Linked DNA regions of Mus musculus: all the other regions are linked to region 2. The links are chromatin loops, found by intact Hi-C in ENCODE. Cell type or tissue: left cerebral cortex. All regions are shown on one strand. Each heading gives the region's core, and the rest is flanking DNA. Links, peaks and the distances in the headings are about the cores only.

Region 1 (8,058 bases), core at 1,584-6,583, 84 kb before region 2:
TCTAGTAACACACTCAAACCTAAAGAATCGGAGGTATTTCTGGCGGTGCTCACTCATGGTACTTCAGATGATGTCACTGCCACCTTGGATCTGAACACATGGCACTAGCGCTTTGCACTGTGAAGGCTGACACTCTATGCAGCAAACACCACCCAGAACATTTTGGTTCAGATATGCTGTGAATTGCGTTGTTTTTCAGCAAATAGACAACATCTATGCTGTTACAGAAACAATGGTTTACTCTCAAAAACAAATATTTAATATTTTCCTTCCATAATTTCTCAACATATGAGCATCACATTAGTGTATGTTTGGATTGTCGTAAGCTAGAATGTTGTACCGTGTTTTATTTTTTGTGTGGTGTATGTACATGCTGTGTGCATGTGTGTGGAAGTCAGAGGTTGATGCTGAGTATCTTCCTATATCACGCTGTACCTTGTGTTTTGAAATACCATGTCTCACTGGACCTGGAGTTCTCTGATTGGCTAAGTTGACCAGACAGTCGCTCCAGGGGCCTCCTGTCTCTGCCTCCTGTGTTGGGGCTACAGATTCTCAACACGGTACCCAGCTTTTACATGGTTGCTGGGATCTGAGCTCAGTTCCTCGTTACTCATCTCTGGGAGCACCAACATGCTTCACTGCTTCCCCAGAGCACTGACGTCTGCTCTGGAGGTGAGAATATCCCCGAACTGAAGCAGGTGGTGAATTCTGACTTCAGGGATAGCTCAACAAATATGGAGGCCTAGGTACCCGAGGAATTAACTGCTGGACCTGAGATTGTCTCTTTTCTCTGCTACTCATGTGACATCAGGGGATAAATCTTGAAGGGACTCAAGACCTGGTCTTGAGCATGGTGGTGAGCATGACTCTGGTAGTCCTTGTCGTTCTCCCCATTCCCTCTGTCTTGCTAGAAACCATTAGATTACACTCCTAAAGCTAGCCCTCAAGGTCTATTCCCTTATTTGGCCACTTCCTCCTCCAGAGGCTGACTACCAAGGTCTAGCTATCTAAGTATTGAAGTCCAGCAATCAAAAGCCCCCTTTGGCTCACCTAATTAACATGCACAATTAAAATTAAACACTTCATCCTAACACAGGGTTTCCCCTTGTACCTCTATAAATGGCCATTTTCCTATGTGTCACATCTGTCTCCTCTCTATCCAGAGGCAGTCCTTTGTCCTCTGGGACAAATACCTGGCCCCCTTTCCCTTGTTCCCTTCCCCTCCTCCCCCCTCCTCTATCTCTTGTGTTTTTCTATTCTGTGCCCTCTGTCTCTCTGAGGCAAACACATCTCCTTGGTTCTGAGAACATGGTCTTGGGATCCTGAGGTGAAACTTTTCCTAATAGTTTTCACTTCCAGGAGCCCCCATTTCAAGGAAGGACAACAAAATCCAGTCTCATGGGATGCTGATGAGTGTCTGCTGCAGTTTCAAAGAGAAACGGCACCAAACAGCTCATGTATTGGAATATGTGGTACCCATTGCCATTGGTGCTGTTTGGGAAGGTTACGGAACCTTCAGGAGGGGAAGCCAGCCTTGCCGGGGGAAGTACATTATCCAGGGAGGACTGTGAGGTTTATAACCTGACCCGCTTCCTATTCTCTCTCTCTCTCTCTCTCTCTCTCTCTCTCTCTCTTTCTCTCTCTCTCTCTCTCTCTCTTCCCCCTCTCTGAATGTGTGTTTGTGTGTGTCTGTGAGTGTGTGTTTATGTGTGTGTGAGTGTGTGAGTGTATGTGTGCTTCATGAGTGTGGATGAAATGCGGCCGCTCTGTTTGATGCCAGGCCATCGTCATGCTCCTGTTGCCAAACCTCCCCAGCTATGATGGACACTCTCCTCTCTGGAACCATGAGCCAATCAAACACTTTCTTTTTCAAGTTGCTTTTTGTCATGTCACTTTATTCCAGCAACAGTGACGTACCTGGTATGAGTAAGAGAGGAAGGAAGAGTCTCCAAAGTTAAACAGGTCATTGCTGGCTTCAGGAGGCTGAGAAGGAGCCAAGGCCATGGTGAGTGACAGCCTTGAGGGTCTGGAAGGTGGGGAGACCCAGCTGCACAAGACCCCAATGGGAATGACCTACACATACCACTCTGGGATCTGGGACTGCAAAGAGCCAGCCTGCCTCCATCTTAGGCTTAAAAGCCATCTTATAGTAAAGACAAACTAGGCTCCTTCCTGTTTATGAATAAACCACCGTTTCTTTAGGATTGGGCTATGCCCTACCTGTAACCTTAACTACAAATGATTCTGTACTGCCTGTTACAGGAATGCTAATCATGCCTTCATTTCAAAAAGTTATTTATAATCATCTTGCAAACCTTTGTTTCAAAATGTTATGTGACCACCTATGACTACCTTGATATGAGCATGACTACCATGCTACGTCCACCTTGCAACCATGTCTTTGTCTCAGAAGGAATTGGCTGGCAATGCATGTGTTCTGCTCTCACAACCCCACCTATTGTGCCCACCAAATCCTGTATTTAGAAACCTCCTACTCCTGAGCTATAAAAGCCCCGTCTTCCTCACATCCAGTGCTGACCTCTCAACCTCACCTTAGGGTGAGGCAGCCCATGTACACAAATAAAAAAGCTTGCTTTATATGGAGCAGAGGATGGCCTAGTCGGTCATCATTGGGAAGAGAGGCCCCTTAGTCTTGCAAACTTTATATGCCCCAGTACAGGGGAACTGCCAGGGCCAAGAAGTAGGAGTGAGTGGGTAGGGGAGCAGGGTGGGGGGAGGGTATAGGTAATTTTCGGGATAGCATTTGAAATGTAAATAAAGAAAATATCTAATTTTTTAAAAAGCTTGCTTTAGTTAGTTGCTTGCTTGAATTAATTTGGCCGTGATGACTTGGGTTGGTGGTCTTTTTCCTCTCCTCTTTGGGATTAACAAGTCCACTAATTTCTGATTTCTGACACCCAGAACTATCAGGTAAGGAGTTTTTGCACGACGGGAGCCTACTTTGTCACCTTTTCAAAGCACGCAGGTTTGCAGTGCTACCATAGTGTGTTTCTCCCAGCATCTGCCTAGGATCTTATCTTGTGAGATGTGCAAGTTACAGCTGTCGGGGTGGGTCAAACACCTCTGGTCCAGGTCCTGCTATGTGGCACATCCTTGGTGAGAATGCACAGCAGCCTCAAGGCTGAAGGCCACACATTCTAGTCCCAGTTAGCTGGAGGGCACACAGGGCCTCCTGTTGTCCCCTTAGAATTCATGTGACCACACCTGCCATCCCACTAGTTTCTACTATGATTCTACTTGGCACCCTTCCAGAGAGTTTACATTTACGCTTATGATCTCCTTTGTACAACTTTCTTTGTGAGATGAGAGAGATGCAAGTGATTTTGTATTTCTTTCTGTGGATGTGAGATGTTTCTCCACCACTGGTTAGAAAGACAAACCTTTGGTACATGGAGTGAACCCCTACTGCAGACACAGAGACCCCTGCCTTCTGGACAGATCCTTCCTGTGGTGTCATGAGCATGCCCATTAGTCTTCTCTGCATTTTGTAATACTGAGTCTGCTAGGAGTTTTATTACATTGAGGCCCAGCCTTGGTCTTATGGCAAGAATACTTTATATAGATGAGGTAAGTTTCCCAAACTGTTCCTTGTGAACACCCATAATTTGCTGGCTCATCCACTAGAGGTGGAGAGAGCAAGGAGCTATTTTTGCTTATTAGAGGGGCAGCAGTGTTGTAGCTATGTACAAAGAGCCACAGTTTTAGAGAGGCTTGCTGACTCTTAGGGACCTGAGGAGAAATAGGGAGGAGGGAGATGGGACAGGCAAAGAAAGCATTTCAGGGTCACCATAGTGATCCATGTACTTGAAGGATTTCATAGTTTTGCTTCTGTTGCTGTGATAAAGATATTAGACACAAAGCCACTTAAAGAAAATGGGTTTAGCCAAGCAACAGGGGCTCACAGTTAAGGGTGGAGAGTGAATGCATGCATTCATGCATGCTTGCTGGCTGGCTTGCTTGCTTGTGCTCTGCTCCATTTTTCTACTCTTATACATCTCAAGACCCCTTGCCTAGGGAATGGTGCCACCCATAGTGGGTCTTCCATCTCAATTAATTTAATTAAGACAATCTCTGCAGAGTGATTCCATGCAGATGATTCCTCCCTGGGACTCTTTCCAGATGATTATAAGTTGTGCTGAGTCAACAATTAAAGCTGGCCATCATAGAGAACCAATGAGGAGGTCCTCATTGGTCCTCTGGTGGGGACAACGGGGATAAGGCTTTGTCCAATTTGTAAACGCAAGTTTGGTTTGCACAAGAGCCTCTCCACAAAGATCTCTGATGAACTTGAGCATTTGGGTGCCTTTAGACGTCTTTATGCTTGTTCCTAGCACCATTGTCTGTTTCTCTTTCTCCACCATCCCTCTCTTTCCCTTTTCTACTTTTAGCTTGTTCTTCAATTTTGAACAGTCCATGTAACAGCCTGTTCTCTGCATGCCACCAGAGGGCGCTGCGACCTAGACAGTCGCTGTTCTTGGTGCTGAAATCTTGGCCACTCGTGGAGAGCCTTAGAAATCCATCAGCACTTGAGGCCTTCATCCTTTTCTCTCCCTTTGAAAACACATGCTTAAGCACAATAGATATACAATCTTACATTATCAAGCATCTCCGACTTTTGAACTACAGAGGTATGAAGGGACACTGAAATGCTTAGTGACAGGCACCTTGGGAGTTTTGGCTGGAACCTGCATTCACCAGCTCTGTAGCTCTAGACTAGTTACAGTATTACTCTGAGTCTTGATTTTATAATCTGTAAGGTGGGCCCCCTTACTTTTTTGTTTTTCATTATGTGTGTGGGTCTGTATGCAAGTATGTGCATTCGGATGCTGGGCAACTGGTCTTCCAGAAGATCAGCTTGTGCTCTTAACCTCTGAGCCATCTCTCCAGCTCCAAGATAACCACTTTTAAGCCATTCTTGTGACCCTCACTGAGGGGGTGTAGCATGGGGTAATCACTCTGTTCAGTCATTTATGGTCCTGTGACCATGGCTGGTGTGTACTGAGCATGTCCTTTGTGTTAAGAGTCTTTCAGGGATATTCTCTCATGTGTGTGACATCAGGAGAGGTGATGCCTGCTAATCCTGTCACCTCTGACCTCCCACTGACTGTAAGTGAAGTAGGACCACTCTCTTGATCTCTGCTTCTGCATGGATAGGCCTAGCAGGATTTGCAAAGGTGGGGCTGCACAGCTCTGACTACTGTGGCCTGTGAACTTACCTGATGCTAAGTCAGCAACAGCAGCTATCATCTTCCACAGGGACCTAATTTTTTAGCCACCAGCTGAATCTGTGCTGCTGAGACTCCAGTCTCTACCCCTTTAGTCTTCTGAGACAACCTCTAACTATTGTGTTCTGCAGTGGTCAGCAGTGGCTGTGTGTCCAGTCACTTGGATTTGACTTCTTTACCTTATTGGATATGGTGATCTCCAGATGGAAACACGCCAGGAATCGTTGTGTTCTGCTGCAGTAGAAGAAACTTGGGCTCTCAAGATTGAGTTAACTGTTGCAGCAGCCCTGGCTGGCCCACAATAGAAAGTTCAGTTTCCACCAGAGAAACCAGGAGCATGAGGTGCAGAGCCTGGTCTGGAATCATCGAGTGAGCATTCACCTGGGAAGAGATTCAGGGCCCCCGTCCTCCCCACAGCCTCTCTTACGAATGCTTGCTCTCTGCTCTCATAAAAAGATAGGCCCAGGTTAAAGAATCCTGCCTGACTTTGTGAAGGTTTGGGACAGTGATTTTTCTTTTTAAAAATGGGTTAATTTTTACTTTATACTGGCTTTTTGCCTGCTGATGTGTCTGTGTGAGGGTGTCAGGTCCCCTGGAACTGGAATTGCAGATAATTGTGAGTTACCTTGCGGGTGCTGGGAATGGAACCCAGCTCCTCTATGAGAACAGCCAGTGCTCTTAACAACTGAACCATCTCTCCAGCTACTGTGCAGTAATTGTTTTAATTTAAATTTTATTGCATTATGGTGAAAAAAGATACATGATTTCAATTTATCTGAATTTGTTAACATTTAAAAACATATATTGAGTAAATAGACTTACATCACATTCTTCTTTCCCTTTTGTTCCCCAACTCCTCCCAGAGATCCCCTTTAAATACCTGCCATACCTTTTGTTTTTATCATATTCTTTAAAATTTATAAAATATTACAACAATAAAAATGAGCATTATAAAAGTTGTTTGATATAAAACAATCAATTGAACTGTCTTATGTAGATGCTTGTCTACAGCAATACTGAAAATACATACATTTTTCTCAATATAAATTTTAAATAACTCAAAATATATTAACTGTATGATATTTTGAGATAATATATCACTATTAGGTTTTTAATGAACATAAATAGATAAAGTCTTTTTGTTTGTTTTGTTTTTAGTAGAGCTTAAAATCTTGGCTCTTACTATGGTACAAACACAAAATAAGAACAGTTTTTGGACATTGGAGTTCATTGTAATAAGGCTCTACTGTTATTTTTCTTAATTGTATTTACATAGTTTTGTGTGTGTGTGTGTGTCTGCGTGTGTGTGTCTGTGTGTGTTCATGCACACACCCCAATATGCAGGTGGAGGTCAGAAGACAACTTGCTGCAGTCTGTTCTCTCCTTCCACCATGTGAGTGCCAGGAATCAAACTCAGGCCATCGGGCTTAGTGACAAGCACTTTACCCACCGAGCCATTTCATTAGCTCTGGGCAGTGATTTTTTAAACCATACTTTTAGTAATTCTTTGAGAATTTATACAATTAATTTTAACCATGTTTGCCTCCCCCAACTCCTCCCATAGCCACCCTCTCTGCCTTCCCCTCCCTATGCATCTAATGTTGAGCAAGCTCAAGCCAGATGGAAGTCCCAGTGTGGAGTATTGCTAGGAAGGTGAGCATGAAATCCCACCACTGGCTGAGGAGTCATTGGCGTTTATTTGATTGTTTCTGGGAGAGGGAGAGTCAGTTTTCTTTAATAACAAGACTCTGGGCAGGTCTGCCAAATGCCTTGATAGAGCTTTCTTAAATGACTTGTCAACAACCTCTCTAGAGACGGGGGACCACTACAGAAGGCAATGTGCCTGATGCTTTACCATCTATATTCTTTGATTGCCATGTTTGCCATGGTGCAAGTTGGCCCTGAAGGCCCATGTGGGGAGAGTCTCAAGTGAGATATTGCTTCTATCATTTTGGTTGGTGGGAGATTTTCTTGCTAATTGATGTGGGGAGAGTCTAGCCCGAGTCAGGGGATCCATCTTTAGGTAGATGGTATTATGCTGTATAGGATAAATATCTGGCCAATACAGAGGCAGAGAGCCAGTGAACAGCATTCCTCCATGGTGTTGGTTCAAACTCCTGCCATGAATTTCTGCCCTGGCATCCTTTGGTGATGAACTATGACCTGTAAGTCAAACAAGCCCTCTCCTATCCAAGCTGGGCTTTTTTCTTCCTCCACAGTGTCTTGTCATAGCAACAGAAAGAAAACTAGGACAGACAGCATGCGCCTGGCAGTGCGATTTCTTAGAGCTGAGGTCTGGGGTGTTACTCACACCTGAAGAGACAGACAGATGGATGGTAGGCTGGGCTGGGAGCCAAACTGGGCTGGGTCCCATCCCTGGCAGGGATAGAAGCCTGACTCTGAGATGCAGTCAGCTCATCTACAAGTGGGGTATCTGTCTCCACTTGGAAGGGATGCTGAGGGCTAGAAGAGACTCAATAGGGATTTGTGATGTGCTCTGCTTTCTGACAAGACATCCTTGTAATTATCCTCTTCACAGACCACAGAGTCAAGAGACACTCCCAGGTCCTGGGTTCTTGAGGACAGAGCTCTGGATGGTGTGTGTGTGTGGGGGGGGGGTGCTGGGACCAGGAGGTAACTGGCAACACACTAGGGAGTTAAAGGGTTACCTGCCAGAGCAATGTCCCCAGTACTGATATACTACAGATTGTGTCCTCTAAAGGTGCATTGTCATAGTCCTGAATCCCCAGGCCTCAGGGCTTTGAACTTGTTTTGAAGTGAGTCACTGAAGGTGTGATTAGTAAAGATGAGG
Region 2 (8,058 bases), core at 951-5,950:
GTAATTAAGATCTTATGGAGGCATTTTCTCAATTGAGACTGTCTCCTTTTGGGTAACTCTAACATGTGTCAAGCTGACATAAAACTAGCCAGTGCAGTGATGACGATGACAACGATGTACTTTGACAATGGTTTCTGGCTGCGCTATCCTGCCTCTGCCGTCTCGTTTAATCCTTGCGTGTATTATAACCATTTACGAGCCCGGGAAGCTGAGTATCAGAGACTGTAACTTGCCAAGGAACCTGCTAGGACCCCTCAAATCTCAGCCCACAGGGGAGAGTTGTCCCTCTACAGATTCCAGGCCCTATCGGGCCTACCAGATCTGGACAGACTCTAGAACCTTCATTAGTAGAGAAGCTGGGTTCCATGGGAGCCCTTCTGGAGCCTGAAGTTCAGAGAAGCAGGCAGAGAGTGGGGGTCCTCTCTCCATCTCCTTCAGCCTGATGTGTCTGGAGGCCAGAGACTGGTCCCAGGCCAGCTGGCCATCAGGCTAGAGAGAGAGCTGGGTGTCTTCCTTCTTTGAGCACCGTCCAGCCTGGCCTGGGCTCAACCACATGGTGCTGACCACAGGCAAATCCACAGCTGCCCGTCTGCCTTCCAGGCCCATCTGCTGTTGCTTCAGTCTGGCCAGCAGACATGCCATGGGGCGGGGAGCGAGGGGTTGGGTCTTCTGGCTGTGAACTGGCTCCCTCAGCAGCCCCAGCCCTGGTCAAGATATGGGAACTTTTAGAGGTGCACTCTGGGCTTCTATTCTGGGGCTTGAAGACCAAGGGTCTTAAAGCCATCTTGGTGGCATGGGGTGGGTATTTCAGCAGCTCTGCAAGGCAACTGGGTGCCAATGAGTGCAGTGTGCATGGCCCTCACAGACCTTACACATCGTGAGATGCTATTTATGTAGAGTGATAGTGGCCAGATCCCATAGGGACAGATGGGAAAGATGTGGATCTGTGGCTGCTGGGCTGGGGAAGACAGACTAGGATGCTCCCAGGGTCTGGAACTTCTTTCCTGGGGGGATAGAACTATGGGTTAGAAGGCACTGTTGGCTTCCCAGCACATGGAACCCCTAGAGGGCTAGGCACACTTTGAAAGGGTGAGCTTTGAATTAGCCATGTCATGCTCTAGCCTAGGAGATGTTGAACTCAGAGCAAGACTCTAAACGTGCTTCTAAACCTCTCCTGATGTCAGTGCTCCACCATGAGGGAGGGGCCCAGTGGGGAAGAGTCCAGGTTAGGGAACATGGGATGGAGGATGACTGCTCCCTAGCTGCAGGCACTTTGCCTGCTCTGGCCATTCTGGGATGGGGACACAGATGCCTCCTTCTGTTATGGATTCCTTTCCCGGTGGTCTACAGGATCCCCACAGATCTGACTAATAGAGTACTTGCTTGCGAGGCACAGCTATGTGTCCAGCGGCCAGTAGTGGCCTATGAGTTTCCCTGCTGTGTGCTGCCTCTGGTTCTCTCTGTCATGTTCCCTTGTCATCTGTGTAGCCACCACACACACACGATGGCCCTGGACTGCCTCTCTGCAATCCTGAGCCCCGGCTGACTCAGACCCCAGATCTTCTGGGGGCAGGCCTGGGCCTCTCGTGCCTAGGAAACACCTTTTGGAGCAACCTGAGGGCCCCTACTCCAGCATTTTCCTTTTCTAACCCCACGATTCTTGCCCCGACCTCTTTAAGGTGTCAGCTGGGCGGACCTGGTGCTTCCTCTATAGGCCCCAGGGTAGATATAGCCTGACCCCCTCCTAGCTCTGGTGTGGCTGGTAGACTGGGGTCTGCTTGCTGCTTCTCATCTTGTGGTCCTTTTCCCATGTGTGTGTGTGTGTGTGTGTGTGTGTGTGTGTGTGTGTGTGCGTGCGTGCCTGCAGCTTGACATCTTTATCTTGACCACCTACGAAAACCCTACTGTAGAGCAATCTCCTGCTCACGGGGCAGAGGTCCAAGCCTTTGTCCTCTTTTTAGGGCATGCAATCCAACCGTCTTTGCTCATCTTTGCCTGCGGTGTGCAACAGCTTGTCATTGCATGGCTACCAGAGGTAACACCTCTCACTTCCCAGGTGTTCACAGGTAGGCAGGCACACACACTGGGCTGGCTCAGGGTGGTAGCCAGTGGCCCTTGTCCATTGTCTCTGCTCACGTCCCCTGCATGCCTTCCAACTCTGCAGAAGAGCCTAGGGCTAGTGCCATTCCAGGTGTCTGCAGCCGCCCACACTGCACAGGCGCCCCTCCCACCACCCCTCCCGCTGAGGCTAAGTCTTGAGTGAGGAGGCTCGCCTGGATTGAGCTTTTCTGCTTTTTCTGACCCACAGGCTTCCTGGTGTTTCATTCTCCTCCAGAGACACAGAGAGTTTGGTTTTGCTTTCATTATTTAGTCATGGGTTTAGATCCTGCTGTTGTCACCATGGGAACTCCACTCCCATAAGGGTTCCTGGGCTAGATGAGCAGGGTCTCCCAGGACAAGTAGCTGGGCTTGATGGCAGACCCTGCTGCGCTTGATGGTGAAGACTAGAGGCAATGTGGACATAGACCACCAGGGAAGAAGAGCTTAGCCTTATAAGGAGCACACATTGGCCCTGAGCCCATGGCTAGAGGAAAGATAATTTTGCTGGTTTGGGGTAAGGCAGGCATGCCGGAAGCACTTCCTGAAGGAGGGGTTACTGGGGCAGGAGGTGTCTCAATTCTACTAGAAGAGGTGACTTTTTTCTGCAGAGGGGCTGGCTGCCCAATGACTTGGGTTGACATTGGTGGATGGTGACTCCTGGCTCTCTAAGGTAGCTCTGCCTCACAACCCCTACGACCTATGCCATAAAGACAGTAGATGTGACCTCCATGTAGCCCTTGATTGGAGAGCTTGGCAGGGCCCTGGCCTGGGTAGAAGGGTCTTGAGGGTGGAGATAGCTCTGCACTGGTTTCCAGAACAGGTCTAGAGGGGCCGAGTCAGACCCACGATCTATACTTTCGAGTGCCACTGTGCTTAGGCATAGCTGAAGGCTATGACTCTCTACCTAGCAGATTTGTTTTACCCTGGTTGGCTCTACTTTCCTGGTTCTTCCACTCCAGTTGCCTCTCCATCCTCTGTCCCCAGAAAGACCACACATCATAGACTTGCCACAGATGAGTGAGGAGCCAGGGCTCAGAATAGTTGTGATGCCACACAGCTGAGTGGCCTGAGCCGAGATCCTAACCCAAACTTCTAACTGGTCCAAGGAGAACTCCTCCCTTTGTCTGTGGAGGGAGCACTGTGGGGTGTCCTCCCGCCACCAACTGGAAGTCATCTCTCCCCCCAGGGGTCTTTTGTGACTCCAAGGAAGCAGTGGACATGAAAATGACATACAAATTGTAAATTGCCCACAGACATTAGTGTCTGTTACTGTGGTAACCGCCCAGCCTCAGTGGACCTCAATTGCTCTGGATAGTGAGGTTATGTTGGCATTTTAATTTAATTGCATTATTTTTCCCATCATAAAAATAACGAGTGTCATGTATACACCCAAACTCATCACATTGTCTACATTAAATATGCTGCTTTTGATGTATTGATTACATCCTAATAAAGTTATTAAAATCATGTTGCTGCATCACAGAAATTTCCTACAAAAGGAGAAGGGGAAATTTATTTCATCCATCCTGCATAAAGCATTGTTAACAGCTTTTATGTGAACAAAATTCCAACCCCCCACCTCAGCCTGTTTGCTTATTTAACAAGGCTGTGATCACTGGTCTATATAATTAAGACATTTTATATACAATTTTATATTCTGCTTCCCACTCCCCTTAGGGAGTTTTAAAGTGAAACTGCAAGAGCCAGTGTTTCATCTGGAAGCCCTGTACTATAGGTTTGAGGTCAGCCCTGAGCGCTCAGACATCCCTGGACCACATGATGGGATGGGCTCAGTAGCCAGGACAACTTAGCTTGTGTATAGCAGGCACTTGTCTGGTCCTCTCTATTTAAGCATAAAGGATACGGTATGTCCCTTTATCATCCTGTATCTATGTCCTGATTTCTTGCTACCACAGCTGGCATTTATTACAGCTCAGAGGCCCAGTGTGGGTCAGGGGCTCCCTCTGGAGGGCATGTGTTGGAGCTGGGGTTACAGCTCAATGCTGGCCTGTAATAGCCTGGGTCTTAAACCCAGAACTCCTCAAGAAAAGTATTTGATAAATAAAAGGTTTGTGTTGAGTAGATGCACATACTACACCAGACACAGGCACCAGTGTGGCTTTGAAGTACATATATAGCTACCAGATACAGATAAGGAACACAGCATACAGCCCAGGCCACGAGAAGGGGAACAGGCTGCCATGGAACGGGCGAAGATGCTGGTAAAAGGTTCAACAAGGCGGCCACACTAGTTCACCGAGCAGACTGCCCATGTCCAAGATGGGAAGAAAGTCTCCAGACTATGTTGTACTGATGTCAGGGGAGAGCACCCAGGCCCAAGGTCCAGGCTGGATGTTGACATTGATCAGCTGGGATGAGAAGACAATGGGTCAGGCATGGAGTGATAGCAGGGTAGCCTGGCAGGTATCCATCACTGGCAGATAGTTTGTTACACATCTGCAAAGGGTCTGTTTGGGCTTGTTGACTGGTGGCCTGCTGCAGGCTAGGCTTGGCTAGTGGCTCTGTGGCCCTTGCCTCTGTGAAGACTGGTGGACTAGCCTGGGCAGGTCTGTTTGCTGGCAAAAGCAGAGGCGACAGGGTAGAGCTGAGTGTATTCGTCCCTTGTTGGTCCTGCTTGAAGCTTGCCAGCTGTTGTCCCATAGGCCCAAGCAAATCCCAGGACCCTGCCCAGAGAGGTTTACCATCCAAGTCCGGGGCGTGTGAGTTCCAGGGAAGGGAGCAGGGGCAGGGGCAGGGAAGGTCTGGGGCCCTGGTGTGCACAGTTACAGACTGCTCTGAATGTGAAGTACAAAGCTGTTCAGAAGCCCTGGGCAGGAAGTGACGTGTCATGGTGTTAGCCGTAGTGTTGCTGGACTCTCCATATTGACTTCCTGCAGCCTGTGGGGCACAGTGATGCAGATGAGCGTTTAGGAGGGGGCTCAGGCCTTCCTTCGAAGGACAGTGTTAGCACTGGGCTTGAGTGTCATGGAGGTTGAGCCGAGGAATGGTTGTTGGGATAGGGAAAGGCTATCTGCTATTGCTAATACCCAGAGAAGGAAATCAGGTGTGGAGACTGCTGGCGGTTGAGGCATGAGGAGAGAGAACACGGTCTCTGGTGACTATCTAAAGAGTTGAATATAGTCAGTATAGTCAGAGAGGCCTGCTAGTGATCTACTGGGCCCATGGAGGACTGGTACCTCGATGGCCTGTTTGACAGATGCTCCCCTTATCATAGTCGGGGTCAAAGGTTTTGGTACTGACAGAGCCCAGGTCAGAAAGGTGAAGAAGCACCAGGAATCCCATTCACAGGGGTAGACCCTGCCCTGCCCTGCCCTGCCCTGCCCTGCCCTGCTGACAGTTGCTGCTTGGGCACATGGGTTGATGCTCTAGAACTTTCTGTGCTTCAGAATGTATTGGAAATATGCTTTGGCAGGACTACTTCCACGTTTTCAATATTAGGAATATGTTTAAATTTAAGATAAAAATCATTTTGGAATTCCGATAAATCCTGTGATAGGACAGCCTCAGGTTTAGGGCTGGTGAGCGCTGGCCTTGTCTAGAAGGAGAAGCTCTCCTGCCAGGCCCAGTGCCGTCCTTCCCATGTGTGGCCTGGCCCTGTGGCTGGCCACCTGAAATGTTCAGACCAGTCTTCACTGTGGCTCACAGAACCTGAGGAGATTGGGGGTGGCCTTCATTCCCAGATACTGAGACTGTAGGCTGGGTCTAGCCCTGTGGGCTCTCTCCAGACACCTGCCCACACAAATGAGTCAGACACTCCAGTGACTGGGGAGTCAACCCCATGAGCAAAGCCTCTAGGTGGTAAGTTGAGCTCAGCCATCTAGAGTATGGCTTGGGAGAAATCCCAGAGGCCTGTCTGGAGGTGAGACTCTAAGAGGGAGCTGGGAGTTCACACCAACCACTACCAGGCACTGTCCTGGCAAGGGAGTGGCTGGTTTTTAATTTCCTGCCATAGGTATAAGGAGTGGACATAGGGCCTGATTCAAGAAGGGAAGACAAGGCACATTCAGGTGGCTTGCAATGCCACCAACCTTCTGTCCCCAGTTTGCAGACAGTCTGCTAGCTGTTGTGGTCCCCAGCTTTGAACCCACTCTTCATCTGTCCCAGTACACTGGCTTCCCTGGCTTTATGCCCAGTCCTTAGTTTCCCCCAAAGGGGAACATTAGAGACTACAAGCCACTGTGTCTTGACCCTTGGTCCCTACTGTCCCCATGGACAATTGTCTTCCCTTGCCTCCCTTCCAAAGCTGCAACATCTTGACCTGTGGAAGGCCCTGATGGCATCCAGCCCTGTGGAATGGTGCCTCCCTCCCCTGATGCCCAACAGGCCTCAGGCCCTCAGCATGACCCCACCCTGTCCCCAGTTTGTCCCTGGGGACTGGAGCTCAGCCTAAGTGTCAGGTTTGTACCAGTGACCTTTGGAGCAAGGAGATCAAGCTTGCCTGTTGTTGTGTGAGGGACAGGGTGTAGGGAAGAGTCACACATTCCTGCAGGAGAGTAGGGACCCTCAGCATGCTCTGTACTCCTGCTCCAGGGGCCCCCAGGGTGTGGGGTCTGCAGAGCCTAGCAATGTACGGATATCACTGTGTGATGATACAGCCGGCTAACCGATGCCTTCTGTCTTGCTTCCTCAAGCTGACGTCATCTCCACTGTCGAGTTCAACCACACTGGGGAACTGCTCGCCACAGGTGACAAGGGTGGCCGGGTGGTTATCTTCCAGCGGGAACCAGAGGTATGTGTGTGGAGGATCTCGAGGGAGGGCAGGAAGAGGATGGGCAGATGGCTAGAGGCAGAGGTGGGGTGGGGAGACGGGGAGGAGGGGTGAGGGAGATGTGGCCCCCAACAGGATGCAGGCCATACTCTGAGCAGGACTTCTGGCCCACCTTGCCTAGGTGCCCAGTTAGAATTCTGTTACTGACTGCCTTCTGTCACAAGGTCCCTGGGGCCGGAGGGCAAGGGATTTGGGGGTGGGCCTGGTGAGTGGACTGGGATAGCTCTCATAGCTGTGTGCTGAGCCCCCCATTCAAAAGAAATGAGCGGATTATTCACTGACACGTGCTGTCCCAGACAAACCAACAAGCTCTCAGCAGAACCTTCCCTACCTGTGTGGCCTGCGGCTGCTGCTGGGGAAGGAGCCAGGACCCCCAATCCATCCAACTCTGCCCGACTGGCAGGTTTTGCTCAGGCTTCCACTCTTCAAACTACTCTTGTTTTGTTTTTCAAGACAGGGTTTCTCTGTGTAGCCTTGGCTGCCCTGAAATCTCTATACAAGGCTGGCCTAGAACACAGGGCTCCACCTGCTTCTGCCTCTGGAATGCTGGTATTAAGGGTGTGTGGCACCTATTCTTGGTTTCAAGCCAGTCTTACTCTGCTCTTCTGCCCTCCCCTGTTGCTATGCAGCAGGATTCTGAATACAAGAGCAACCAGAGACCATCCACCCGAGAGGTCATTTCTGAAACCCTAAAGGACCCTGTGGTCTGAGCCCCCTCACCTGAGGTACCACTTTATGCAGACCCTGTGCTGAGCATTCTCCTTCCACACAGTTTCCTTGTTTTCTCTTTTTGTTGGTCCCTGAGGGTACAGATGCACACCCACTTACAGACAGATCAATCAGCAGCAAGCCCCGTGGGAACCTGCTGGGTTCTTGGCTGTGTTCTGTCACCCTAGCAGGGGGGCCTCTCAATCACTGAATGTGTTGGGGGATGAGGAACCAGGGAAGGGAGAGGCTCAAGGGAGGCAGGGTCAGGCGAGGAGCTGAAGCCTCCTTCACCCCTCCAGGGTGAGGTCCCCTTGCTGCCTTAGCTCATACGGACCCCTCATCCCCACCCCACCACACAGAGAGCTGCTGTTACCCTTCATCTGACAGCTGAAGAACTGCAGCATAGAGGGCTTAAAATAGCTCGCCAAGGGCAGGCCAGGGACAGCCTGGTGCACACAGGT
Region 3 (8,058 bases), core at 1,584-6,583, 50 kb before region 2:
CTGGAGAGGCTAGCTCTATCTCCCCTCCTGTCAGAGGGGCCAGTTACAGAAGAGAGGACATATCAAGTCTAATTGATTTATGATTGCCCACTGGGGACATATAACCTTTGTGCACATTGGTCACCTTGGATCACTATGACAAAATGCCATAGATTGGGTCCCTCAAGCAACAGAAATGTATATTTCTCACAGCTGGAGGGCATAGTCCAAGATCAAGTCCAAGATGGAAATTCTGTGAAGAGCGCTTTCTTCTTGGTTTGGAGGTAGCCTATGTCTCTCACCTAGTGCCCTGAGACCTAAAAGGCCATAGGTGAGAGGAGCTAAGCAAACTCTTCTGTCTTTTCTTGTAAAGCTACTATCCACATCACAGATCCTAACCCCTCCTGGAGGCCTGCCTCTGGGAACCAGGCCTCAGGATTAGGGACACAGCCTGGCCCTCTGGATGTCAGAAGGAACACAGGAAACACTCATTGATCAGTGACACACACACACACACACTGGACAGTTTCTTAGGAGGAGCCACTGGAGAGTTGTGGCAGTGACCGAGGAGGGAGGAAGAGAGGGCATCCGTGTGGATTCTCCTAGCATGGGCCATGTGGAGGCTGGAGCTCAAGGGGATGTGGAATGGAGGTTACTCTTAAATGTGGAGATGGAGGCTCAGATGGACCTTGGCAGGCACATCTCTAGCTTAGTGTCAGCTGTCTCTTCATCATCATGACCCATTGAAGCAAGGTCTGCCCTGCTATGGGGACATGTTTGCCCAGTAGGGGCACAGTGGCATTCATGGTGAAATGCAGGAAGGCAGAAGTCTGTGGAGAGAGTATGCGGGGCTCATGCTTCTTCCAGGGGCAGCGATGGACATGCACAGGAGTAAAAGAGAGGCAATGGGTTCCGTGCTGAGGGCTACAGGTGTTCGGTCAGACTGAGAGTCAGGGAGTGTTGTAGTGGACCATCCTTCAAGCTAAGCTCGCCCACCATCAGGAGGCCAGCTTGGCCTGCTCGCTCTCAAAGCATCATCCCTCCAGGGCTGCTTGACTGATGACTTTCCTCCTGGAATGAAGGGTGGGAGAGTTCTAGGACCCTCCCCCGTGTATCCAACTGCCACTCCCAATTGGCTATATTCAATTCTACTCCAGTTTTGTATGGCTTAAAGGGAAGGGGGCTTCTCAGGGAAAGGCTAGAGTATATAGGTAAGGTAGGACTAAGGAATGGGTCTCCACCATCTCTGCTGGGTGCAGACCTTCCAGTGTGGTTGCTTTAAGGTCATCCATACCCCTCACTCGTTGCTCGACGAGCAAGCCTAATACATGCAATGGTTCTCGGGTGAACGTTGGTGGACTCCAGCTTTTTGTCATTGGGTCCTTGTGGGGTAGGATGGGAATGTTGCCTAATCCCCCCAGGGCAAAAATTCTCCCAGCACTGAGCCAGTGCTGGTGAGCCCTGAGGAAAATAGGATATTGCAGGTGCAGAAGGGCTGATGACAGCTTGCAATCCATGGGATCTGGGATCCTCAGCACAGCTCAGAGCCACGACTGCGGCATTCGGTCACGGCAGGCTGTCTTCTGTGTGGTCCAGGGCATTCAGGCAAGTAAAGGTAGCCAGACAGACAAGAGCATGGATGTGGGTATCCCTTCAAGACCAGGGATGGGACACAGGGAGGGTGCTGCTCATCAGATAGTAAGAGGAGGAGAGGCTGCAGAGGGGCATGCTGGGTAAGGATGTGAGGTGGGTAAGCAGAGCAGGTGTTAGGAAGGGAGAACGTGCCAGGGCAGGGGGAGACCATGTAGTTGCCATTCACCTTCCCTTGGGGAGTGAGCTTGTTTGGGTGTTTTGTCCCTGAATCTAAACCCAGGTAGGGAAGTAGGTAATGGTGGCCTGCTCCGTGATAGAGAAGTCCAGGCTGGGGCAAGCTCCAGATCTCAGGGGGTTTAGCCTTCCTCTGCTCCCTCCCCAGACTCCCTGCAGGACTCTGGGGTTACTTGCTACTCCTTGCAGTCCTCAGTAGGCCTTTCTGTGGAATCAGCCCTAGCTCTGGAAGCCCTCATTCTCCAGCAGGAAACCAGAGTCCCTTTAACCCACCCTCTCCCTTCCAACATCCTCTGGACTGTACTGGGGAGGTGCCTGGGGCCCCCAAGGCTAGCTCTGAAGTGGGAGCAGCCTCGGTACCCCCTCTCCCCAAGCTGTGCCTAACGCCTTGAATTCTGGGCTACTCTCCCTGCTTACCTCATTGCCTAGCCTCTCCCAAAGGAGGCTGAAGCTGCACTCCTGTCGCTGCAGAACGTTCTGAGAACCCAGGAAGGTGGAGGATCAACACTCCCAAGGCCCATGCTCCAAACTCCTCAAGGTAGGAGTCAGTAGAAGGGGGTGGCTGCTTGGTTAAAGAGGTGAGCACACCCCGCTCCCGCTGCAGCTGCCCCGCCTCCCTCTGCCTGGCTCATGTGGGATGCTGGAAGTACCTGGATGAGTATGGGAGGAAGGGAGGAAAAGGGGGAGGAACAGAAGAAGGAAGCAAGGAGATATGTACTGAAAAGGAAGAAAAGGGAGGGGGAGCAAGGAAGTACTGAAAGGTGAGGGAGGGAAGGAAGAGGAAAAGGGAGAGGAAGAAAGGAGAACTAGAAGGGAGGAAGATGAGAGGCAGGGAGGAAGCCCTTCCTTGGCAGAGAGGCTCTAAGGAGCAAACACAGCCAAACAGCCTCTGTGCTCCCATACAGGTGCCTGAATAGAAACGTGGACAGGACAGAGGGTAACTCACCCCCAGACGAATTATCCAGCTCTGCCTTATGGGGTGCTGACCTTCTGTCCCCAAAGGCGTTCTGGGTGGGGCGCCCTCCCTCTGCCCCCGCAATTGTCAGAAAAACCCCGTCTTTTCCTTAATAAAGGGCCGCGATATCCTCGCGCTCCCGACACCCCTAAGTCTCTCCTCCAACCGCCTTGTCCCTTATTGCAACACCTGGCCACCAAGGTGGCCTCAACTCTAGATAGGTGTCCCTGGTTCCGGAGGTGACCGCTGTGGCGGGGCTCGGCTCATCAGCTCCACCTGCGCGGTGGCTGCACGGCCGGGGGCGGAGAGGCGTGCAGCGGAGGGAGGGGCCTGCGACACGGCCCCGCCACGGCGCAGCCCGGCTCAGCGCCGCGCGCGTCCCCTCGCCGCCGCCACCGCCAGGCGCCCGGACGCAGCGCGAACGGAGCGGCCGGGATGCGCGCCCGAGCCCCGGCCCGCCCCACGCTGCGGCCGCCGCCTGCCCGCCTTACGCTCGCCTGAGCGCGGCGCCCGCCCGCCCATCCCCGACCACCCGACCGCGATGCCCGCCCTCCCGGGCCCCGGCGGCCCGAGACCCTGCTAGGCTGCGGCGGCATGGCCCGCGCGCCCGGCGCGACCTCTGTGGATTGCATCGGTGTGCGGCGGCGGGGCATGCCCAGGGCACCGGGCGCGGCCTTCAATGGGCGAGGACACGGACACGCGGAAAATTAACCACAGCTTCCTGCGGGACCACAGCTATGTGACAGAAGGTAACGTACGTGTTGTCTGAGACCCCCTCCGGCCGGCCGCGGCGTGGGGATGCCGTCGCACCGAATGCCCTCCGAAGGTTTGGACCGCGCGCTGTGTGTCGTGTCCCCCCCCACCCCCACCCCGACCCCGGGCCGGGAGGGAGGGAACCCGGGGGCTTCGGCCGCTGCCCAGCGCCCTCCTCCGTGCTGCCCTCGGGACCGCATCTGTCCTTCCCCCGCCGGGTGGCATTGGATCGGGCCCTGACTATCATTTACAAAGCCCAAGGCTGCAGCAGATCTGGCGTGGAAATCTCCAGGACCTGGAAAGGCTTAAAAATCCTTCATTTGCCCTTTCAGCGGGGCCAAAGCTCGCAGAAATTTCTAGATTGCCCACTCCCTGGAGAGGGACCCAGGAGGGAAAAATTCCATTGCCAGATCCTCTAGGGTTCAGCTGCCCTGGCACCTCCCTGGCCTCCTGAGGCAGTTCCCCTGCGTGGGAGGGGGAAGGAGGCTCGTAGGAGCTACTGTTTTATTCCTAGGTAGTGCTACTCAGACAGGAGCTGGGCCAGACCTTCATGGTTTTCCGGAAAAGTGGGGCATCCTACCTCAAACAGGTTCTGCGTTTAAAACCCCCTAAGTTGGCCCTGTGCGTCAGCCCCCACCAAAGGCTGGTGGGATTCAGAGGATCAGTGTCCTTTGCTAATGTGACGGTAACTTCCGGAGTCCCCAGGCCCTGACTGGCCACAGGAACGGTGGGGACAGCTCCAGAGCTCAGCCAGGGGCCGCAGAAGTGAATAGGCTGCAGTGAGGGAGTACCAGACCTAGCCACAGTAGCCCGCCTGCACACGGGTGCTGGTGAGCTTCCCGGGCAGCGTAGGCGCCTCTTTCCCGGGGCTGTGGGCCTAGTTGGGAGGGTGTCCATGGTTTAAGCAGGTGGCTGACCCGGTGGGAGGGGCCCTGGCGCTGAGTCCCGGGGGCTGGCGCGCGTGGGTGCCTGCTCCAAGGATCCTGCGTGGGCATGGCCTCCCCAGTGCCGAGCTCCGCCGGAAATGAGGCGGGCGCGGCGACTCCCGGCGGGCGCGCGGACCCCGGAGGCAGAGGCTAGGTGTGCGACCCGGGCGTGCGGATGCTGATGCTGAGAGCTGGGCTCCGCGCGCCGAGGAGAACCGCTGAGTCACGCGTTGCCGCGGGGTGTGCGGGGAGAGGGGGCAGGGCTGCCAGGCCCGGACTGGGTGGCGGCGCTGCCCTAACGGGGCTTTGGGAGGCTCCTGGCGCAGAACTCAGCCCTTTGTCGCCCGCTAGGTGATGCGGAGGAGGGTCGCGCTTCGTGAAGATGATTATCTGCTCACAGCCTGCCTAACCGAGAAAGCAGCCTGCGTGGCTGGTCCGCAGATGGGCTTCTTGGCAGGGAGTCGTGTGCAGGGCTAGTGTTGCTCTGGCTTTCCTGGGGAAAGCCTCAGTTTCCTCATCTGCACACTGGGAACGATCCAGCGGGCCTCAGAGCTTTTGTGTACCAATCACAAAACGCATGGTGCCCACCACACGGGGACAGCGCAAAGTATTGCTCCCATCCGGTATCCTACTTCCTCTTCTTTAATAAACCCACCTCAGCAAGGTTCGCTGGAGGACGTACCTTCATGGTTCCGTGGCCGCTACTGCCATCCGCTGAACTTTCGGATTCCAACGCTCGAGTTGGATGGAGGTCCCTTGCCCTATTCATCCTGTGTTATAGCAACGAGCCCTGTGACCTGTGGGAAAGCCTGTTTTCATATGCCTCAGTTTTCCTATTTGTACAATGGGAGTAAACAAACTCTGAGAAATCAAGGAAGGGCCACCTTCGATCTGTAGAGGTGATTGAAATGTGTTGAGCACCTACTGTGCCCTAGCGTTTCACATAGGGCCTGGTGGAAAAGTCTCACCATGAGCCCTGGGCAGTGAGCAGTGTGTGTAGGACCCATGACTCAGATACCCCTACCATTCAGGGATGTAGAAGAGTAACGTTATAGAGTGAAACTCCCAAAGAATCTAACTGGAAGGAGGTAGGAATTTTGATCTCCCTAAATGAAGCCCCCCGCCCCGCCCCTGCTCCTTCCTCCCCTCCCTTCATACTATAGCATCCTGACAGATTTTCATCCTGACTTCAAGGTCACAGATTTGTCACCTGGTCTACAGAATTGTGTTCAGGTTCTGCTTACGGCTTTGGACTTGCTCAGCCTCCCTAGATGAGTCACTGGGCTCCATTTGGCTTCTCTGTAACTCACAGTGGCCTCTAGCTCAGGATTGTTGAGATGACCATGGCCCCTGAGAGTGTAAAATGCTCACAGACAGGGTGGGGTTTCCTGGAGGCATTTGGTAAATGTCACCATCGCCGTTGAGTCCTAGATACTTGTTTTTTGCAAGAGACGGAGGTGTATGTCTTCCCATCCCCCCTGGAGGTGGGCTCCTTGCTTACTCGTACGCTCTAGCTTTGCCTTTTACTGCTGTTCCTTAAGCTAGCCATTTTCTTCTTGGCACTGGGCATTTCACTGGCTCTCTCTTCTCTCCAAGACACCCTGTCATTTCGGAAGACCAGCTCCTACAAAGACTCTTGAATTCCCAGTCCAGTGACATCTTATCTCCTCAGAGCAGTTCGAGTTCTGTTCACACTGTGGTGGTTTGAATGAGAGCAGCCCCAGAGGCTCCTCTGTTTGAATGCTTAGCAACCCAGAGTGGAACTGTATAGGAGGACTGGAAGGATTAGGAGGTGTGGCCTTGTTGGAGGAAGTGTGTCACTGGGGGTAGGCTCTGGGGTTTCAGAAGCCTGTGCCAGACTCAGTCTCCATCTCTCTGCCTGCAGATGAGGATGTAGAAGTCTCAGTTATTTCTCCAGCACCATGGCTGCCATGTTTGCTGTCATGCTTCCTGCCACCCAGTATTGGACTAAGCAAGCCTTTGAAACTGAGCTTTCTTCTATAAGAGTTGCCGTGGTCATGGTGTCTCCTCACAGCAATAGAGCAGTGACTAAGTCAGTAAGAGGTTGGTACCAGGGAGCAAGTATTGCAGTGACAGGCTTCACCATGTGGTTTGGGGGGAAATGGAAGACTCTGGGACTTTGCACTAGAAAAGTGGTTGAACACTTTAAGCAGGGCCTAATTGGAATATGGAAGTATGGAAGACAATGCTGAGGGCAATTTGAACTGTGGGGGCCCACCCAGCTCAAGAGGTTTCAAAGTGGAAGAATACCATTAGTAAGTGGCTTAGAGACCATTCTTGTGATATTTTGGCAAAGAATGTAGCTGCTTTTTGCTCATGTCCTAAAAGTCTGCCTGAAGCTAAATTGAAGTAGGTTTTTTTTTTGTTTGTTTTTGTTGTTGTTTTTTTTTATTCATGGTGTTAGCAGAGGAAATTGCAAGACAGCCTAGTATTGACTCCGTTGTGTGGTTATTGGTAATCACTCTTACGCAGATCTATCATGAAAAGGAGAAAGCTGGAACAAAATGTACAGTTAGAAGAGAAAGGAGCACCAGGAAGTGTAATGGAGCTGAGTCCAGGGCTCCAGGAGATAAAAAATTAAAGTCTCATGTTAAATGGATAAAAGGGAGTGGTGACTTCAGGGCGAGACCCACCCAGCCAAGACTGCAACCTGTGAAAAGGAATTAAAGGAAAGCTTAAGCTCAGAAGGAATCCGTCTACAAAGGAAAGCTGACGCAGATGTGATTGAAGAAGGAGAGCAAGTTCCAGCCCCATCAAACTGCAGAACGTGGGCACTTCGGCCACTGGCTCTGGCTTTAGAGTCAAGGATATAAGGAAAGGGTTGTAGGGTGTCCCTCCGTGGCCAAGGAAAGCTACTGAGGCCAGGCATGTATCAGGATTGTCACTGGGTGGAGGCCCAGAAAGGCCATTATATGACGCTGTGAATATGAAGCCTAGATTGCCTTGGAAACCCCAAGATGTTGGGGATGCCAGGGCCATGGGATGCCTGCTGAGGAGAGCTGCCCAAGAGAGAAGTGTGTGGCAGTCCACAGAGCTGGAGAGAGCTGAAGTTCTGGCACTGCATGTGGAGATGCAGAGTCAGGGGTCGGCACTTTTGATTTTCTGGCTTGCTTTGGTCTAGCATGTCTTCATTATGCCATCTTTCCTCCATTTGGAATGCATGATCTGCCCACCTAGAGACACTTCCCTCTATTGTACCAGCATGTGTCTCAGCTCTTTTGCTACCCTAAGGTGTGCCTGTTGCCCAGAGATGTAAGAAGAGGGCATTGGATCCTCTGGAACTGGAGTTACACATGGTTCTCATGGCTCTGGAAATTGAACCCAGGTCCTCTGGAAGAACTGCAAGTACTCTTAACTGATGAGCTGTTGCTCCAGACCCATAGTTATTTCTTTTGGGGGAAATAGGAGCTTCCCTTGAACCCATAGCATATTGTTAGGGCTGGCTGACTTGCCAGTGAGCACTAGGGAGCCACCTATCTCTGCCCCACCCCACCCCACGTTGGGGTTACTTATGTGTCTGTGCATGTGCACGGCGGGCTTTTGTGTACCTTCTGGAGATTGAACTCTCACCCTCATGTTTGCACACCAAACACGCTA

The links. Hi-C counts contacts between places; a loop is a spot of excess contacts. Peaks named below come from ENCODE experiments on the same cell type or tissue, not always from the same donor. Only the 100,000 strongest peaks of a DNase experiment are listed, where the experiment ranks them.
Region 1: a loop joins it to region 2, with 6 times the contacts of the local background. A loop is called at or near these places in 16 of 42 quality-filtered maps.
Region 3: a loop joins it to region 2, with 2.3 times the contacts of the local background. A loop is called at or near these places in 4 of 42 quality-filtered maps.

What each region holds. Positions count from the first base shown.
Region 1 is chr5:36,831,656-36,839,713 of GRCm38, forward strand. No RefSeq gene overlaps it. Among named protein-coding and RNA genes, the nearest start is that of Man2b2, 5.0 kb to the left of the region's middle. In left cerebral cortex, for the core only: a CTCF peak has its summit at 4,463 (motif pointing right); a DNase peak (open chromatin) is centred at 4,486; H3K27ac peaks cover 361 bases.
Region 2 is chr5:36,916,216-36,924,273 of GRCm38, forward strand. It overlaps Ppp2r2c (protein phosphatase 2, regulatory subunit B, gamma), which reads left to right. Exons shown (of 9, transcript NM_172994.3): 2 at 6,753-6,850. Among named protein-coding and RNA genes, the nearest start is that of Gm52813, 20 kb to the right of the region's middle. In left cerebral cortex, for the core only: a CTCF peak has its summit at 4,073 (motif pointing left); DNase peaks (open chromatin) are centred at 2,173, 4,055 and 5,874; H3K27ac peaks cover 1,742 bases.
Region 3 is chr5:36,865,381-36,873,438 of GRCm38, forward strand. It overlaps Ppp2r2c (protein phosphatase 2, regulatory subunit B, gamma), which reads left to right and starts at 3,130. Exons shown (of 9, transcript NM_172994.3): 1 at 3,130-3,510. The coding sequence starts at 3,441. Gm52812 (a long non-coding RNA gene) reads right to left here and starts at 2,473. Exons shown (of 2, transcript XR_003955898.1): 1 at 2,224-2,473; 2 at 1-1,050. In left cerebral cortex, for the core only: no CTCF peak of the experiment used is centred there; DNase peaks (open chromatin) are centred at 2,368, 3,088, 3,485, 4,053 and 3 more places; H3K4me3 peaks cover 4,015 bases; H3K27ac peaks cover 3,631 bases.